2 separate regions of the Homo sapiens genome follow, and region 2 is linked to region 1. A link is an interaction called in ENCODE POLR2A ChIA-PET data of the cell type or tissue named here. Cell type or tissue: Panc1. All regions are shown on one strand. Each heading gives the region's core, and the rest is flanking DNA. Links, peaks and the distances in the headings are about the cores only.

The links. Peaks named below come from ENCODE experiments on the same cell type or tissue, not always from the same donor. Only the 100,000 strongest peaks of a DNase experiment are listed, where the experiment ranks them.
Region 2: POLR2A ChIA-PET joins it to region 1 with 5 read pairs; 2 of 35 experiments call an interaction of 5 or more read pairs at or near these places.

Annotation. Positions count from the first base shown.
Region 1 is chr1:15,950,930-15,955,309 of GRCh38, reverse strand. All of the region lies in intron 2 of ZBTB17 (zinc finger and BTB domain containing 17), which reads left to right. It overlaps LOC124903855 (a long non-coding RNA gene), which reads right to left. Exons shown (of 3, transcript XR_007065486.1): 2 at 2,265-3,040; 3 at 1-1,749. Among named protein-coding and RNA genes, the nearest start is that of ZBTB17, 23 kb to the left of the region's middle. RefSeq lists enhancers at 1,715-2,914, 4,158-4,207. In Panc1, for the core only: no CTCF peak of the experiment used is centred there; a DNase peak (open chromatin) is centred at 2,339; H3K27ac peaks cover 1,134 bases.
Region 2 is chr1:16,044,606-16,048,941 of GRCh38, reverse strand. It overlaps CLCNKB (chloride voltage-gated channel Kb), which reads right to left. Exons shown (of 20, transcript NM_000085.5): 3 at 3,256-3,384; 4 at 2,279-2,407; 5 at 898-1,037; 6 at 522-599; 7 at 360-438. Among named protein-coding and RNA genes, the nearest start is that of CLCNKB, 3.0 kb to the right of the region's middle. RefSeq lists enhancers at 1-297, 298-1,201. In Panc1, for the core only: no CTCF peak of the experiment used is centred there; no DNase peak of the experiment used is centred there; H3K4me3 peaks cover 324 bases.

The DNA.
Region 1 (4,380 bases), core at 132-4,131:
TGCTTCTCTGCCATGTCTTGCACTCAAAGGGATATGTTGTCAAACTGGGGTGGTTGGTGGGGTTGGGCAGGTAGGTTTCATGCTCACAAGCCTGGCCTGGTGTGAACTTCCATTTCCTTGGAAGTTTTCATTTGTTTGTTTGTTTGTTTGTTTTTGGAGACAGAGTCTCACTCTGTGGCCCAGGCTGGAGTGCAGTGGTGTGATCTTGGCTCACTGTTACCTCCGCCTCCCGGGTTCAAGTGATTCTCCTGCCTCAGCCTCCCGAGTAGCCGGGACTACAGGTGCGCACCACCACACCCAGCTAATTTTTGTATTTTTAGTAGAAATGGGCTTTGCCATGTTGGCCAGGCTGGCCTCAAACTCCTGACCTCAAGTGATCCGCCAGCCTCGGCCTCCCAAAGTGCTGGGATTATAGGCGTGAGCCACCGCACCTGGCCAGAAGTTTTTTATTTGTTTTTTTGAGATAGGGTCTTGCTCCATTGCCCAGGCTGGAGTGCAGTGGCACAATCACAGCTAACTGCAGCCTCGACCTCCTGGCTTAATCTGTCCTCCTGTCTCAGCCTCCCGAGTGGCTGGAACCACAGGTGTGTGCCACCACACTCAGGTAATTTTAAAATTTCTTTTGTAGAGACAGGGTTTCACCATGTTGCCTAGGCTTGTCTCAGACCTCCCACAGTCCTGCCTCGGCCTCCTAAAGTGCTGGGATTACAGGTGTGAGCCACCGTGCCTGGCTCCTTTGGAAGTTTATGTTGATCCACCTGTATTTCTAGAAAATCAAGAATGCTGAGCAACTGGAAGCCAAATGGTGATCCTTCTCACCTGCCCTTAGGTTCCTCAAGCACCTGGACACAAGATGGCTCATGTCAAGGCTCAGAGCTGGGAGCAGCTTGTTCTGGGAGCCGGGGACTGTTGTTTGTAAAGATCAGTGTCTCCCTATGGTAGGCCAGTTGCTTCCTGGCTTAATGGCTTCCCTTTGTGGCAGTTTGGAAACCCTGCAGGTAGTTTAGTGCATACTAATAACCTGGGTAACATTTCATGTTTGACAGGTGCCCATTTGACTCTGACATGGAGCTGTGCTCTCTGGGGCCACTTAGCACTCTGGGCATGCACTCCAGCCTTTGTCTGGGAGCACTCTTGGGGTTTAACAGAACAGTTGTTCAATATAAAGTGCCTCCTGGCAGAGACAATAGCTCTAGATGTCTCTCCACTCAGTGCCCCTCCCATCACTTCCTCCCTGTCTTCATGCTAATTGTGCTCTGGAATTCTTCCAGATTGCATTTAGGAGTGATGGGTTATGATTACACCTCTTAACAAGGTCAAGTACCCCATGTGCCCAGTGCAAAGGGGTATATAGAAACCATCTGATAAAGACTTTGGCCTAAAAAAATGAAACTATCATCTGCATCTCTGCTTCCTGGCAACAGTAGTTTGTTGCATGCTCACGATATGCCAGGCTCTGTACAGGGTCTTGACCTATGTTACTTAATTTAATCCTGTCACAAAGGAAGTCATACCATTAGCCCTGTTGGCCATTGGAGAAGCTTTGCTGGAGATCACCTGCGGGTGGCTGGTGGAACCCAGATCCAGGTCCTGCTTGGCCTGTCCCGGGAGGCTCTGCTGCTTCCATGGGGCTCAGCCGCCACTGGAATCCCTGCGTCGTGGAGGCAGCAGTATGGAACTTGGCACCAGAGTGGATTTCACGGCCCAAACAGAAACCTGGCTTACTCAGCAGTCTGTGGTGCTTTGGGACTGCAAGACAGATGCAATGGGTTGTGCTTTCTGGGGCCAGCCCTTCCAAATCCCACCCGCAGGAGCCTTGGCGGCTCTCTTAGCTCCTCTGACCCTCGCTGCCACGCTGGGCCTCAAGGCAGCCCTGGTGAGCATGGCCGGGAGTGTGGTTGGGAGCAACCCAGCCTTGGCCAGCACACTCTGTGCCATGACTGGATCAAGTCTGGCAACTGAACCTCACTTTTTTCTTATTAAAATTTTTGAAAAATGGCTGGGTGCAGTAGCACACGCCTGTAATCCCAGCACTTTAGAAGGCCAAGGTAGGCAGATTGCTTGAGCCCAGGAGTTTGAGACCAGCCTGGGCAACATGGTGAAATCCTGCTTCTACAAAAAAAAAAAAATACATTTTTTTAAATAATTGGAATGTTTTCATGTAAATGTATATGAAATATACACATTTAGTTTAAGTAATAAATCCAGGGGACTCCAAGTAAAGAAAGAGAACTCTTCTAGGATCTCAGAAGTCCCCTGCTTACCCTCCCCCATCCAGAGAGAACCGTCATCCTGAACCTTTGGCTGAATCACTTCCTTTTCTTCCTGGTTTTACCGTCCGTCTCAGTTATCTCCTGCTGCACAGCACAGCACCCCAAAACCCAGTGGCATAAGTCATCGGTGAGTCAGTCTTTCTTAGTTGGATGGGTGGACAGGCAGTCGCTTGCTCCCCGAGGTGTTGGTTGAGGCCGTGCGTGCAGCAGCGCACAGCTGGGCTGGGAGGTCCAGGAAAGTGTGTCCCTCGCCACAGAGCATTGGTGCTGTCAGTGGCCTCTCTGCTCTTCTCCATGTGCCCTCTCCCCAGAGCCCCTCCATGTGTCTCCCACTCACACGGGAGCTTGGACTTTCCTCCAGCTCGGTGACTGGATTCCCAGGAGCCACAGCAGAATCTTCCAGGCTTCTTTAGGTTTAGGTCTGGAATTGGCACAGTCCCAGCATCCTGATGTCAGAGTCGTCTCTGGGCCATCCAGATTCCGACAGGAGGGAAACAGACACCGTCTCTCCATGGGAGGCGTGGTGGGCCCTGGCAGGGGAGGAATGGCTGGCCATCCTGAGAGGGGCTCTGCATCATCCGCGTCCGTTCCGCCGTGTCGGTTCTGCCGCGTCTGTTCCGCTGTGTCAGTGTGCCTGTCCGGACTCACACTGCAGGTGTCCTCAGTGCCTCACTTTTTTGTTCCCCAGTGAATTCCTCGTGAGGGAGCCCAGGGCTCTGTGTCCACCTAAGCTTTTGGTCATCAGGACAGCATCCCAGCTCTGACACCTGAGGTGAGGGAGAAAAACTGAGTGACTAGAGGTGTTGGGAAAAGGTGCCCGATTGCAGCTAAGACTTTGTGAGTGGGGGTCAGGTCAGTCTGCATCTAAAATGAGGACTCTGGGCTGCTGGGCTCTGTGGTCTCGTTCTGTTGGCATTTTCTATGGTTCTAAGGTTTTAGGATCTTCCTTAGAAGTTGCTTTAACTAGTGCACATATTTATCGCCCATCACGCAAGGTGAAGACAAGACCACAGACCTTGACACTTGTGCTTGAGCGATGGGCACCGTATTCCAAGGGTGGGGTGGGGCAGGCTGCCTGGTGGGAACAGTATTTCTTCACCCTGTGTTCCCGCACATCTGGGGGCGATGGGGAGCAGCTGGCTGTTGATCTGATTACTGTGGTTAACGTCTCCCCAGACAGCACCTCCTAGCACGTACTTAGGAGGGGATATGTTCCTAGGACCTGCACACCCCTTCGCTCCCAAACCCTTTTCCTATGTCCCTCCAAGCCTGGCCGTCCTGCTGGGTTCCTGTCGCTGAGGAATAGATAAGAGGGGAACTAGGATACAGGCTGGTGATCCCTCCAGAGCAGTTCACGTGGGTTGGAGGTGGGGGACTGCCTAGTTCTAGCTCAGCCCCTCAGAGGGAAGGACCCAGCCGGCCATGCCTCCGTCTCGCCACGGGCCTTGAGAGAGGGGCTGTTAAAGCTTCCCGGCTGGGGAACAGCCTGGGGGACCCTGAGCTCCACTTGCCCTGTGAGGGTGGGGCTTCGGTTGTAAAGTCCACAGTGACACAGTTCTGCGGGTAACACCATTTAGCACTTAGTCCGCCCCCTCCTGGCCCCCTCGAGCTGCTCTTGCACCCCTGGGAGGCCAGTCCCAGATTGTACTGGTAAGCGCATTTCAGCTGCTGCTGATCTCTCTGTGGGTACAGGGCCCCTCCCTCCCTCCCTCTCTCCCTTCCTTCCTTCCTTCTTCTCTCTCCTTTCCTTCCCTTACTTTGCCCATCTTCACTTCTTCCTCCCCCCTTCTTATCATTTCTCCTGTTTTCTTCCCTTTTGGTGCGTTTCTCTGCTGGGGCAGCCTCAGAGGATTATAGACGCCTCTGTTTCTCCTCCTAACACCCGTGTGTGGGAGGAGCCCACTTCTGGGCGGGCATCTTGCATTGGAAAAGTGCAGTCAGCACGGTGGAAAATGTTGCTCATGGGCACACAGCTGCTCTCTTGGCGGGTGGTGGTATGTGGGGGGCTGGGCCACCACCCACCCTGTCCTTGGGGCCTTTACTATTTTATTATCTAGCGAATGTGTCTTATCTAATCTATCTAGCTTACCCATCCATCCATCCATCC
Region 2 (4,336 bases), core at 1-4,000, 94 kb before region 1:
AGAGACCCGTCCAGCCTGGAATGCGGGTGTGCGCCCTCTCGCTATCGGGTGGGGACGGTTGCGATCTCCATTTTGTAGAGGAGGAAGCCGGGCTCAGAGAGGCCAACGGGCCAGGGTCATACGTGGATTTCAAACCCAAGTCTGTATAATGTTACACTGAAGCCTCTTAGCACCGCCAATCAAGTCACCCGCCCCCCCTCCCCCCGGTGGGGGGCGGTGGCTGTGCCCAAGGCGGGGCTGAAGTGAGAACTAGAATGAGCCCCACCCCCTCCTCCAGGCTCTCAGCTGGGCCGAAGGAGCCCAGGGTGTGAGGGGAGGAGCTTGAGGGACCCAGGGGGCGGGGCATGAAGGGGTCTCACCGCTGAAGGGAGCTGCAAAGACTGTGGCCACGCCCACTGCCGCCGCTGCCACCAGCATTTCGTTTTGCTTGCTCTTGTTCTGGGGGATCCGAGTCCAGGGCTCAGAGTCAGCCCCCTCCCTCCCCACTCCCATTTCTCCAAGGAAGCCCCCGAGTCCCTAACCTCAGGCTCCCCGATGGTCGTGGTGCGCACACGGCCCAGGTAGGCAGCCATCATCACAGACAGGTGCACGAAAGGGCCCTGCAGAGAGAAGGGTGGGCCCAGGGCCCAGGTGAGGGCAGCAGAGACGGTCTCACCCAGAGTCAGCACGGCTTCCCCCCAACACCCCCTCCTCCATCTCCCAAGCCCCCACGGCCGTCCTCAGATGGCTTTTGTCACACTCCGGGGACCTGGCCTGCCTCTTCCCCCAAGACTGAGTTCCTGGAAGGCAGGGACCAGCCCAAGTCCCCTCTGACGCAGCTTTCGTGGGGTGATGGGGGTGAGACTGGGGTGGCTGGGGTGGGTAGGGTGGTTGGGATGCCCTCACCCCTGCCCATACCACTTTCCCGAGGAAGAGGGTGCTGCCACAGGCCAGGGTGCAGGAGAGGCCCACCACTTTGGCCCCAAAGTTCTTGATATCCAGGTAGTCCTCCAAGACCACACCCGCCAACATGGTCTTCACCTCCGGGATTCCAGAACCTTGGCGGGGGTGGGCAGGGCCAGGAGGGGGACAATCTCTAGGTTAAAAATCTCAACACTCTACCTGTGTGATGTTTTCACATTACGATCTCGCCAGATCAGCAGAACCCTCTGAAGTTAGGATTATTTTCCTTTGGGGACAAGATCTTGCTCTGTTGGCCAGGCTGGAGTACAGTGGTAGGATCATAGCTTACAGCAGCCTCAGTTGCCAGGGCTCAAGTTATCCTCCTGCGTCAGCCTCCTGAATAGCTGGGACTATAGGTGGAGACCACTTCGCCCACCTTATTTTTCTAAAGAGATGGAGTCTAGCTATGTTGCCCGGGCTGCTCTAGAACTCCTGACCTCAAACGATCTGTCCACTTCCGCCTCCCAAAGTGCTGGGATTATAGGTATGAGCCAGTGTGCCCAGCTGGGTTAGGATTCCTTTGTTTGTTTGTTTGTTTGTTTGTTTGTTTGTTTCAGACAGGGGTCTCACTCTATCCCCCAGACTGGAGTACAGTGGTGCAAACACTGCTCAGTGCAGGATCAAATTCCCCAGGTCAAGCAGTCCTCCCGCCTCAGCCTCCTGAGTAGCTCGGACCACGGGCACATGCAATCATGCCCAGCTGATTTTTTTCTATTTGTTGTAGAGACAGGGTCTCCCTGTGTTGCCCAGGCTGGTCTCAAACTCTAGGCACAAGTGATCCTCCTGCCTCAGCCTCCTAAAGTGCTGGGATTACAGGCATGAGTCACTGCACCCAGCCTAGGGTAAGGTCCTTAAACTCATTTAGCAGATTTGGACACCGAGCATCACAGAGGGAATGTGAGTTGTTCACGTTCCTCCCGCCAGGCCTGGCAGAAGGCTGTGGCAGGATAGGGGAAGCCCGGATGAAATCTCAGGCCACCACTGAGTGAGCTTTGAGCTCCCCTCTGCTGGCCTGGAGCAGGAGGCAGGGCTGAGCGGCCTGGGGGAGCTGTGCCTCCTCCACTGGCCCCTCCCTGGCACTGGCCACTGGAACAGGCTTCGCAGAAGATCCTCCCACCAGGCCTCCCATCAAGTCCCAGCGGAGCCCCTGGAAAGCAGGTAGGGCCAGCAGTGACCCAAAAGTCAAGATCTGGCCTTCTTGCTGTGTCCCTTTGGGCAAGCCACATGACTCTTCCTGGGCCTTTGTCTGTGAAATGAGGCTGCCCCTTCCCGACTCCCCCCTGGGATCTGAGAAGGTTTTGGCCAGTGGGGACTGGCGTAGCGACTGTGGACTCACCTCCAGAGGAGGGTGTGATGCTCTGAGAGAAGCCTGAAGAGAAAGAGACGAGGGCCACAGGGTACACAGTCCAGGAGAGATACCGGAGCAGGTGGCTGTCCCCAATCTCCCTGTACAGCCACTGGTGCGCTGGGGACAGCCGGGTATCAGGGAGGCACCCACAGCCTCTGCAGCCCTCGGGGCCAGACGCTGTGGTGCCCACTTACTGACCAGGAAATGGAGTCACGAAGAGGGGAGGACCAGGCCACACAGTGAGGTGCAGACCCCCAAGAAGAGGCAGGAGTACGACCCTGGGTCCATATCCCAGGTTTACCACTGCCTAGCTGAGTGACCTTGGGCAAGCCACTCAGCCTCTCTGAGCCTCAGTTTCCCCATCTGCCAAGTGGGCTCGTGATGGGCTCTTCCTCACAGGCTCATTGAAGACTAAAGACGTTAAAGACTAAAGGGCCACTGAGAACTACATGACACAGGTGTGAAGCACCAAACACCGTAACACCATAGTAGGTGCTGCTTCTGGCAGCTGAGGGTCTCCAGAGAAAGTGTCTTAGACCCTTCCTGCCCACACCCCCTCTTCCAGGGAGGCCTCAGGGTGGAGGCAGGCTGCTGAGGGATGGGGTGGGATGGGGAGGAAGCACCAAGCTTAGTGTTATAGGGAAGTGCCCCCACTCTGCCCCAGGGCATGGAGGAGGGAAGGAGAAGAAACAGGGTGGCTGGAAGAGGAGGCAGAGAGCTCAGAGGAGGAAGAGCTCTTGGGAACATTCAGGCCTCTCTCCCTTGTGCAAATGAGATGACTGAGGCCCAGAGAGGGGCAGGAGCCTGCCCAGGATCACAGAGCAAGTCAGGAGTAAAGCCAGGACCAGATCCCCACCCAGAGCACCCCCCCCAACCTCCGCTGCACCTGGCGACATCCACCTGGCATCCCCAGAGAGAGCTCAGAATCCCTTGGCCCAGAGCAGCACCTGCCATGGAGGGGTTACCTCGGACCACACTCTCAACAGCCAAGTCCATGGCACAGCTGACCAGGGCCATGAGCACCCCGAGGGTCATCAGGAAGTACCAGTCCTCGCCCAGGCGGAAGAGCTTCTGCTTCAGCCACTCCAGGCCACCTGGGGCAGGGCATGGGGTCACGGCACAGGGTGGGGCAGGAGGCACAGACAGTCCCATCCTTGGAGGCCTGCTGGGCTTCAGGCAGAGAGGCTGGGGCAGGGGGATGGAGCTTGGTGGTATACTCTGGGGTAGTCCCGAGGGGGCCCTGCCTCACATAAGTGGCCGGGCAGGATTTGTGGGAGGTGACAGTGGTGACACAGTGGGTGCCAGGACTGCTGCCCCTACCAGAAAGCCGTTGACCTGCCGACCCTCCGCATCCCTGCCTGTACTGGGAGGTTCCTGGGGGACAGGGAGTATGGAGGGGGCTGGCAGCTACAGCTTTCACCTGCATCCCCGCAGAGTCCATAGCTTAGAGAGCACCAGGATCTAGCAGACTCCTGCGTGTCCCAGGACCTGTGGCGCCAGGTATCCTCTGGGTCCCCAGCAATGCTCCTGGCCCACTGGCTGCTAGCCCAGCCTGGGAGCTGGCCCTCACTGGCTGTGGGCACCAGCCCCTGGGGTTGCAGTCAGCCTCCTTCTGTGGTCCCTACTTGCTCTGCCCCGTAGCTGAGGGGACAGTCAGGTCTCAAAGTGAACAAAGCACATGGGGCTCCAAGGAAAGGTGCCAAGTGTAGGCTGCCCCAGCCCCTTGCTGTGGCCCCAGCTGTCCCAGCAGCTAACCCCCACGTCCCCTCATTGGCACAGGTAGGTGAGGGAGAGGCCTGGGTGGAAGATGGGCACAGTGACCAGGCCTTGGGCTGTATCTCCCGAAAGGCAGAGGGCAGATGCCCGGCCCATCTGACCCACAGACAGCTGGACAGACAGACCCCTTCCCTCCCTGCCACCCAGGAGACTTTGGGCAGTCATGTCCTGGACAAATGCCAGGAGGAGGGTGGTTCCTGGGCAGGGAGGTGGGGTGGGAGCTGGGCAGGAATGATGTCCTGAGTGGTCCTCCAGGGGGAAGGGAAGAGG